Regions from separate parts of the Homo sapiens genome. Here region 2 is linked to region 1. The links are chromatin loops, found by intact Hi-C in ENCODE. Cell type or tissue: chondrocyte. All regions are shown on one strand.

Region 1 (5,000 bases):
TGCAGAAATAGGAAGTATCTAGGGTGGGGTAAGTGACAGACTTCTCTGACAGACCCCTGCTTTACGCACTGAGTGCTCACAGAGTCGGGGTAAGGGGTTGGGGAGCAGCCAAAGGTCCTCACAGTTTGCCTCGCTTGGTGGTGGAGTCACTGCCTCACAAGCCAGGGCAAGGGCTATCAGTACTTCAGTATACTCAGTGGTACTGTGCCCAAGGTAGAGCTTTGTCCACAAACTGGGGGCTGGGCAGAATAAGAGAGCTCTCACATCCATACTGCTCTTGCCCAGAACTTAGCCTTAGTAGTAGGTAGCTGAGTGCAGGATGATATAATCTGAAGTCTGGTTTCTCCTGAGAAGAAAACCTTTCAACTGGGAGCTGGCAGAGAAGGAATCCCGAGTTCTTCTTCACTGCAGCCATCTGGAATGGAATGTACCCCTTGCTGAGCTAGTAGTGGGGAAGGAGGAAATGCTCTTGGTTTAAATACCACAGATTTTGCCTTTCTCAATGAATTTTTTGAGATTTTATTGAGTAGATGTTTTTTCATTTATTATTTGCCCTTGGCACGATTTCTGGACCCTTTCAATGGTGGTTTTATAATTTTTACCAGCTTCACTGGGTTAGGGGGCCAGCAGAGCCGATGCCGCCGTGCCAGATATCAATATTTGGAATGGCTTTAAGTACATTGGAATTACTTTCTTTTTAAGAGACTGTAGAATTCTCCAATGCAACTATCTGAGCCTGCTACTTTTTGGCAAAGGGGTACAGCTCCTGAAATTTTTATCTGTGGAAATTTGTCTATTTACATTTTTTCTCTTTTCTGGGGTCAATATTGATAAGTAATAACTTCCTAGAAAATTACCTATTTGATCCAGATTTTAAACTTATTTGCATATAATTGAGCAAAGTCATTTTAAGATTATCTTAATTTTTTCTCTGTGTGCTTATTTCTTTAGAAGCTCCTTTTTATATGTGCTTTAAGAATTACTTAATTGTGGTCGGGTCTGGTGGCTCACACCTGTAATCCCTTTGGGAGGCCAAGGCTGGTGGGTCCCTTGAGGTCAGGAGTTCAAAACCAGCCTGGCCAACATGGTGAAACCCTGTCTCTGCTAAAAATACAAAAAAATTAGCCGGGCATGATGACAGGCCCCTGTAATCCCACCTACTCGGGAGGCTGAGGCAGGAGAATCACTTAAACCCAGGAGGTGGAGGTTGCAGTGAGCTGAGATTGCACCACTGTACTCCAGCCTGGAGACAGAGTGAGACTCCATCTCAAAATAATAATAATAATAAAATAATAATAACTGTAATTCACTAATGAAATAAATACTAGAAATTATTCCCCCCACAAACCTCAGTGCTTAAGATTTATTATAATCAGAATCTTAAAATTTCCATAATAATTACTGAATTTTTACTGTTCATTATGAACTTTACAGTTGTGATTTATTTAATCTTAACAACAGCCTTATGAGGTATATACTAATAGAATCATTATTTTATGGATGAGGAGACTGAGTCACAGAGATTATGTAGCCTGTCTAATTATATACTTAGATGTCATAATTTTAACAACTTTGTTGGCTACAAGAAATTTAAAATTATGTAAGGCTATTAAATAAATAGATCTGTTTGCTTCCTAATGTCTTAACCTAAATCACCATCTCAAAAAGTAATATAATTCTTAGTTGTCTATAACAACATATTTTAACTCATGAATTATTTCAGTGAAGATAGTAGTGGGGAAAGAGTGTTACCAAAAATTTCCTTCCTTAGCTACCAATTTAAATTTATAGTTGGCATAGGAAATTTTATTTTAACCCTTTTCTCATTTACCCCGAGAATACTTGCTGGTGGTGCTTGCAGCTGTAGCATTTACCCCAAGATAACTTTGCCAGGAAATATCTTGCTTTGATTATTATTTTTGCATTGCTCTAGTATATTGACTTTGGAAACAAAAGACATTATTCTATTTATAGCATTCTGTTTTTAGTAGTGGTATTTCCGTTTACAAAATATAGTAATTCTCAATTGCTGAAAATGTCAAATCCTAGAAGCTAGCATTCCTATGTGTGATGTTAACATAGTTCTCAAAAACAGTTTTTATATTTTATTTTCACATTGAAAATCACTCAGATTTGTTTCAGCCTCAAAGAGCATGTTTATATAAAATTAAATGAATGCAGGCAGCAAGCTACACTTTTTTTTTTTCTAAATGGGAAAAGGGTTAAAAGAATGTTTACATTTGGAAAGTCAATGTAACAATTATGGCATTATAAAGAAAAATTTAGAAAATGTAAAAAAAAAAAAAACCATAAATCACCACCCTAGCACTTTAGTTTTATTTTTGCCTATCACCTTCAAGTTCTTGTCCACACACATTTTTTTGTGTAGGTAGAATAATAATGTATCTTTTTTTGTATCCTGTATTTGACAAAGTGAGCTATTAAAAATTATTTTAAAAGAAGGCAGTTAAAAAATTCAAACAAAAAATGTTCTTTGTCTTTATAATTTTCAACAGCTTTTATGTAAGTTTAAGGAGTTGTGTGAATATTTTGGCGAAGTTGGGGATACATAAAAGCACATTACCTTTTGTTTCTGACCTCTTATGCTAGTCCTTTCATCCTAAGTATTTGTATGGAAAGGATTATTTGCCTGTAAAGTCAAGTCCAGTGGATAATTTGGTTTGAAAGCTCTTGTATAACACAATCATAGACAAAAGATTTGTTTTTCTTTATGAAGTTTGTTAATGCAATGTTTTAGTTGCATTTCTGAAATGAGAAATAAACTAAGAAAGATAGGAATTTGAGGAATAAAAGTTTAGAGTTTCATCAGTATTAAAAAAAACTTCTCTTTAGACAAGACTGAGTAAATGTGTGTGACTACTGCCCTCTTGGGTTGGTATAAGGGACATGTATTTAAAAATAATTTGTGCTGAGATTTATCTTTCTTCTTTCAAAGGTGTTAAAATCATCACACAACAGGTTCAACCAAGTAAAATCTTACCCAAACCAGTGACAGCAACTCTACCCACCAGTAGCAATTCCCCTATTATGGTGGTTAGCAGTAATGGTGCAATTATGACAACTAAACTGGTAACCACTCCTACTGGTAAGTTCTCTTGAGCATCAGTTCATTTATTCATCATACATTCATCAAACAGTTTCTCTGTACCAGCAATATGCTTGACACTTGGGATATAGAGATTAATGGGACAGTTTTTCAAAGAGGCCTTTCTTGATTCTCACACCCCTACTGACTGCCCTGACGTTAACTTTCTTTTGTTATTCTTTCTAATGATCCTTTGTTCTTTTCCTTTATAGCACTTCCCATAATTTCTTAGGTATCTAGTTGTATATTGATTTGTTTGATATTGTTCCTTTTATTGGACCATAAGCTCTGTGAGCGTAAGGGACCATATCCTTTTTATTTACCACATATATAGAGCTAGTCTGTAAGTAGGTGCTCAGTCAGGATTTGCTGAATGAATTAAAACAGTCCCAACCCACAAGGATTTCACTCTGATGAAGTTGAGAAGAGTATATGTTACATTACAGTTTAGTAAGCGTTACTGAGACTGAGGGAAGCACAGAATGGTATTGTGCCCTGATAGGCAAGCAACCAGCATATGCTGGAGGAAGTGACAGTGTTGAACATTTTGGATAGTAACACTATCTAAAATGTGACCTTGAGCAGATTACTTAATCTCTCTAAATGTTTTTCTTTGTTTATTTGTTTTTGTTTTTTTCCTTGTTTATTTAAATGGGATAATAATACCTATGCCATAACGTTATTATAAGTACTAAATGAAATCAGGTATGTAGAAAGTCCCCGGCATAGTGCTCAATAGTTGTCACTATTAATATTATAATTAGCCATTACCGTTATTTTAAATGTATGACTCTTTAACCAAACTTTTTGAGGATGGCTAGTATTTAGATGACAGAATTTAAATAGTGTAAAATGATACCTGTCTCAAGCTTATAAGCTGTCATTTATTGGCCAGTGTGTAAAGGTCATTACAGACATTGCACTTCATATCCTTTAGGCTTTATTATCTCCATTTTCAGCAACTTCCCCAAGGTCATGTAGCCAAAAAGAGGCAGAACTGGGGATTGAACCAGTTTGACTCCAAAACCTGTGCTTTCTTTTGTTTTTTAAATTGCAGTAAAATATATATAACATGAAATTTACCATTTTCAAATATATAGTTCATTGGCCTTAAGTACATTCACATTGTTGTATAACCATCAACACCATCTATCTCCAAAACGTTTTCATCTTCCGAAACTGAAACTCTGTGTTCATTCAACAATAATGCTTCATTTCCCCACTTTCTGAAGTCCCTGGCATCACCATTCTACCTTCTGTCTCTATGCAAAGCCTGTGCTTTTAAACACTATTATTCTTTAGTATTTTTATCATACTTCCCCTAAACTTTTCTAAATAGATAACAGTGTTATGCATATATGATTCTTCATGTTATGGAAAAGTAGTGAAGAATAATATTTTGTCTATTTATGTGTCTGTGTTATAATAAGTGTTTCTTTTTTTAACAAAAACTTAATTTGAAATTTTTCCAGATGTAATTTGCCAAATTCAAACTATGTATCCATATAGCATATTTACTTTGCACTAGTTTTGTGGGTTTTTTTTTTTTTTCATTCAGATGTATGCTTATAACCAATATAAACTAATTCTACTTATTGTTCCTCCCGTTCTCCCTTTTTGGGTAATGGTTGTATTTTTCAAAGGTGAATAACTTGGTAAAAGCATTTTTTTGGGGGGGGGGAGGAGGCGAGTATTGAAAATGGCTATCAAAGTGGTCCGTGAATTTGATTATCATGAAAGATTTCTTCAAGTGAAGATGATGTTATCTTAGTCATTTTTTTTTCATTCTCCCTAAGGCTATTGATGCTTAATTTAGGAATAGCCTTTCTGAGTTACTGGATTTGTAAGAAACTACAACAGACTCATGTAGTTAGCTTTTAATTCCTGTTTGGAG
Region 2 (5,000 bases), 180 kb before region 1:
GTTGGCTTCTGCAAAATGGGCCTCTTTCCCGCCTGGTGGGCTTTGCTCACTCTTGCCTCCTCGCTGCTTCTCTCTCCTCATGGACACGCCCAGTTTCCTCCGATTGCACAAAGCCTCTTTGATGAATGATGCCACAAAGAGGCTGCTTCAGGGGACCCAGGGTTTGGCCCACTCTTTGGGCCTTCCCACCCAATCTGTGAAATGGCCAATTGTGAGTATATGAATATACTCAGCTCTGACAGGGAACCTTTCAGAGGAGCACCATGGTTAAGGAGCTCCCAAATGAGGGCATGGGCCCATAGCAGCCCAGGTGGCCCCATTCCTACCCTGAGTGGAGGGGTAGGGACCCTTAATTTCTGTAACACAAGTCAGAGACACTCAAAGCAGGAAGAAGTCTGGTCAACCATATGTTTCAGGTGCCTTGAAAGTCTCAATATTTGTTGAATGGGCGAATGAATAAAGTTCAGCTTAAGACTTTTTTTTTTTTTTGAGACAGAGTCTCACTCTGTCACCCAGACTGGAGTGCAGTGGCGCGATCTCGGCTCGCTGCAACCTCCACCTCCTGGGTTTAAGCGATTCTCCTGCCTCAACCTCCAGAGTAGCTGGGACTATAGGCACACGCCACCATGCCCTGCTAATTTTTGTATTTTTGGTAGAGACGGGGGTTTCACCATGTTGGCCAGGCTGGTCTCGAACTCCTGACCTCAGGTGATCCACCTGCCTCAGCCTCCCAAAGTGCTGGGATTACAGGTGTGAGCCACCATGCCTGGCCAAGACTATTTTAAAGAAAGATGCCACTGCTGAACAGTAAAATCAAAGACCTCATTTAACAGCCCTCATCTGACAGAAGAGAAACATGCCCGGTGAAGGGCCCTTCTTGCTGACATTTCCAAGTAACACAAGGGACCAGGCAGGCGTCCCAAGCCCAGGTGTCTGATGGCTGCTCTTCTGCTGAGTGAGAGTCCCCCAGGACCCCGCTCCAGGGCCTGGGCTCACTACTCCATAAGCAGCCCCACTGCTTGCCGGCAGATCTGCAGCTTCCGCAGACACTTCCAGCTTTCAGTTCCTTGAACATTCCTGTCATTCCTTGGGCAAACCCACTCTACTCCACATTTCTTTGAACTTCCCCGACTTCCCTGACCCTCTGCGACTAGCTGTGTGACCCTGGGCAAGTTGCTCAACTTCTGCAAGCTTGAGCCTCCACATCATGAAAGCGAGAGAAGCATTACTGACCCCGAAGGGCTGCTGTGAGGCCCACAGCTCCAGCTGAGAAAGTGCATGATAAAGTCAACATGATGGGACCTTCACTCTGTGCCAGACATGTGCAAGACAGGGTTATGTCCTGCACAAAGCAGTGTAGGGGTTAAGCACAGATTAGATTCACAGGTGGGGCCAACCTGAGTTAGAATTCTAGCCCTACCACTGACTCACTGTGTAAACCTGGGCGAGTCCCCTTAGCCTTTCTAGGACTCTCTTTTCTTGTCTGTAAAATGGAGACAATAATACCTACTGTTGCTTAAAGGATGAAAAGGGAACCCCATAAACGAAGTGCCCTGCCCAATGCCCAGCATACAGCAGGTGCTCAGTGAAGGGCCACCTCCACGCACCTCCTTCTCCATGAAGTCCCCAGCAGGCTGGTCCTGCAGGTCCCCCAGTGATCTAGAGTCCCAAGTGTGAGCACTGGCCCCTGCTGCTTTGTAAGTCCTCTGCCCAAAGCTGTGGAGTCCTACTTGGGTCTAACTGGGAACACCAAAGTAAAGAGGAATGAGGGGGCCCCAGGATGGAGAGTTTGGAGTGGGGCTGCTGTGTAGGATGGCAGCCAGCAGGCCTGGCCCTGAACCCCAGGGCCACCACCTTTTTAAATCAGATCCTTCCCTCCAAGCAAGCAAACAATCTGGCTCTGGCGGAGGCCCTGGTCAAGCACAGCAGAACCTTTGTGAGCTCTTGACTCTCCCCCTGCCTCCCCACTTCATCCTTGTCATCGCCTGCAGGGAGCTCTGGGGGTGGTGCTTTGGGCAGGGGAGCAGCTGGTAGGCTGCTGGCTTAGCCTGATGTTAAAGGCCTGAGGGGCTGGTCTCACCCTCTAGCCACATCTCCCTCCAGCCCCCTCCTCCCCTCCCAGGCTGCCGCTTGGTCTTTGCAGGCATAGTTGTCTCTCCCTTTGATACTCTGGAGAGGTAGAACTGAAGTGGAGGCTAGGGCTGTGGAAGGGCAGGGAGAGGTCTTCGTTGCAAGAGAGGCCAGACTTGTCCTCACGCCCTTTGCTGTTCCTGGTGCGGAGCAATGCTTCACCTCCGCCCTGGCCAATTCTAAACCCTCAGACCCTAGTTTAAGTCTGTTGGCAGGGTAGCTGCAGCCCTGAGAGGTACTTTGCTCCTCCATACAAAGAGGTGAAACTCTCTAGACCCTCACAGGGCAGCTTTCTGTGCACCTCAGAGACTTGACGAGACTCCTGGGACTCCTGTCCTTGCCTTTCATGTGTGGCCATACCAGGTGCTTCATCACCACTCAGTAGAGCTTAGGCTCCAAGAACCTGCACTCTGAAACCTCTGTCTCTCCAAGATCTAACCTTGTACGAGTTATTGCTCAGAATCCTCCCGCTGCAGCCCGGACCCCTGGGTAGTCCCTCTTCATTCTTCAGGTCCAGCTGGGGAGGTGTCCCTGTAACACCTGCGCTTAGTACTGCCCTGCTTACCCATCACTGCCATGATGGCAGAGCCTCCGCCCGCCTCACTCACCGCTGGACCCCAGTGCCTGGGACAGGGCTGGGAACAAGGTAGGGGATCCAGAAACAAGTATTGTCTGCCTGGCCAAGGTCCCCCATCCCCTTCACTGTCAGCACCTGGACCCACCTTCCCTTCACTGACAAGGTGAGCATTATTACATGAAAAAAAAAAAAAAAAAAAGTCAGTCAAGTAACAAATGGAGAAAACATTTGGATGCAAGACACAAAATGCTAATTCCCCCTTGTTTTTGTAAAGCAATAAGAAAAATACTTTTGCTCATATTTTTTGTTTTTTTTGGAGACAGGGTCTCACTCTGTTGCTCAGGCTGGAGTGCAGTGGCATGATCACAGTTCATTGCAGCTTCAACCTTCCAGGCTCAGGTGATCCTCCCACCTCAGCCTCCTGAGTAGCCAGGACTACAGGCACGCACCACCACACCTGGCTAATTTTTTTTTTTTTTTTTTTTTGAGACAGAGTCTGTCGCCCAGGCTGGAGTGCAGTGTTGCGATCTCGGCTCACTGCAAGCTCCGCCTCCTGGGTTCACACCATTCTCCTGCCTCAGCCTCCCAAGTAGCTGGGACTACAGGCTCCCGCCACCATGCCCCGCTAATTTTTTGTATTTTTAGCAGAGACGGGGTTTCACCGTGTTAGCCAGGATGGTCTCGATCTCCTGGCCTTGTGATCCACCCACCTCAGCCTCCCAAAGTGCTGAGATTACAGGTGTGAGCCACCGCACCCAGCCATGCCTGGCTAATTTTTAAACTTTTTGTAGAGATAGGATCTCGCTATGTTGCCCAGGCTTATCTCGAACTTCTGGGCTCAAGTGATCCACCCACCGTGGCCTCCCAAAGTGCTGGGTTTACAGGCGTGAGCCGCCACACCTGGCCCATATTCTTTATCAAATTGAAAAAAACATTTTACAGAAAAGAGGAAACACACACATGATATATATATATACACACACATATAAATATATGTATATAATTTTTTTTTTGAGACAGGGTCTCACTTTGTCACCCAGGCTGGAGTGCAGTGGAACAATCATGACTAATTGAAGCTTTGACTTTCCAGATTCAAGCAATCCTCCTGCCTCAGCCTCCCTAGTAGCTGGGACTACAGGCATGTGCTACCACACCGGGTAGTTATTTTATTTTATTTTATTTTATTTTTGAGATGGAGTTTCGCTCTTGTCACTCAGGCTAGAGTGCAGTGACACAATCTCGGCTCACTGAAACCTCCACCTCCTGGGTTCAAGCGATTCTCCTGCCTCAGCCTCCTGAGTTGCTGGGATTACAGGTGCCCGCCACTACATCTGGCTAATTTTTGTATTTTTAGTAGGGACGGAGTTTTGCCATGTTGGCCAGGCTGGTCTTGAACTCCTGACCTCAAGTGATCCTCCTGCCTCCGCCTCCCAGAATGCTGGGATTACAGGCGTGAGCCACCACACCCCGCCTGGGTAGTAGTTTTAGTAGAGATAGCAGTCTCACCATGTTACCCAGCTGGTCTTGAACTCCTGGGCTCAAATTATCCTCCTGTCTCAGCCTCCTAAATTGCTGGGATTACAAGTGTGAGCCACCACACATGGCCCAACACTTTTATGTGTTTAAAAAGATGCTTAGTTAACTTCACTTATAATAAAAGAAAAATTAACTAAAATCGGTGAAATGTGCTTTTTGAGCTATGTCTCTCAGATTGGCTTAGACCAAATGGGCTATTTATGAGAGATCTACTTACATGTTTGCAGTAATGGGGAAAGATATTTGTTGCAGCATTGTTTAAAGCAGAGGTCAGCAACCTTTTTCTGTAAAGGATAGACAGTAACTATTTTAGGCTTGAGGACTATACAGTCTCTTGAACTCCTGGGCTCAAGTGATCTACCTGCCTCAGCCTCCCAAAGTGCTGGAATTACAGGCGTTGAGCCACCATACCCAGACTATATGGTCTCATTGTAGCTAATCCACAATGCTGCTGCAGCTCAAACGCAGTCATAAACAAACGTAAACGGATGGGTATGCCTGTGTTCCAATAAAATCTTATTTACAAATGTTGAAACTTAAATTTTGTATACTTTTCATGTGTCACAAAATATTATTTTTTCAAAATCATTTACAGGCTGCTTGTGGTGGCTCATGCCTATAATCCCAGCACTTTGGGATGCTGAGGCAGGAGGATCACTTGAGGCCAGCAGTTTGAGACCAGCCTGGCCAACATGGTGGAACCCCGTCTATACCAAAAATACAAAACTTAACTGGGTTTGGTGGCACATGCCTGTAG

Evidence for each region. Peaks named below come from ENCODE experiments on the same cell type or tissue, not always from the same donor. Only the 100,000 strongest peaks of a DNase experiment are listed, where the experiment ranks them.
Region 2: it touches region 1 in a loop (2.6-fold over the local background); 11 of 110 quality-filtered maps call a loop at or near these places.

The regions. Positions count from the first base shown.
Region 1 is chr11:76,510,430-76,515,429 of GRCh38, forward strand. It overlaps EMSY (EMSY transcriptional repressor, BRCA2 interacting), which reads left to right. Exons shown (of 22, transcript NM_001300942.2): 11 at 2,957-3,106. Among named protein-coding and RNA genes, the nearest start is that of EMSY, 68 kb to the left of the region's middle. In chondrocyte, CTCF peaks have their summits at 2,873 and 3,079; no DNase peak of the experiment used is centred here.
Region 2 is chr11:76,328,148-76,333,147 of GRCh38, forward strand. No RefSeq gene overlaps it. Among named protein-coding and RNA genes, the nearest start is that of THAP12, 50 kb to the right of the region's middle. In chondrocyte, no CTCF peak of the experiment used is centred here; a DNase peak (open chromatin) is centred at 2,704.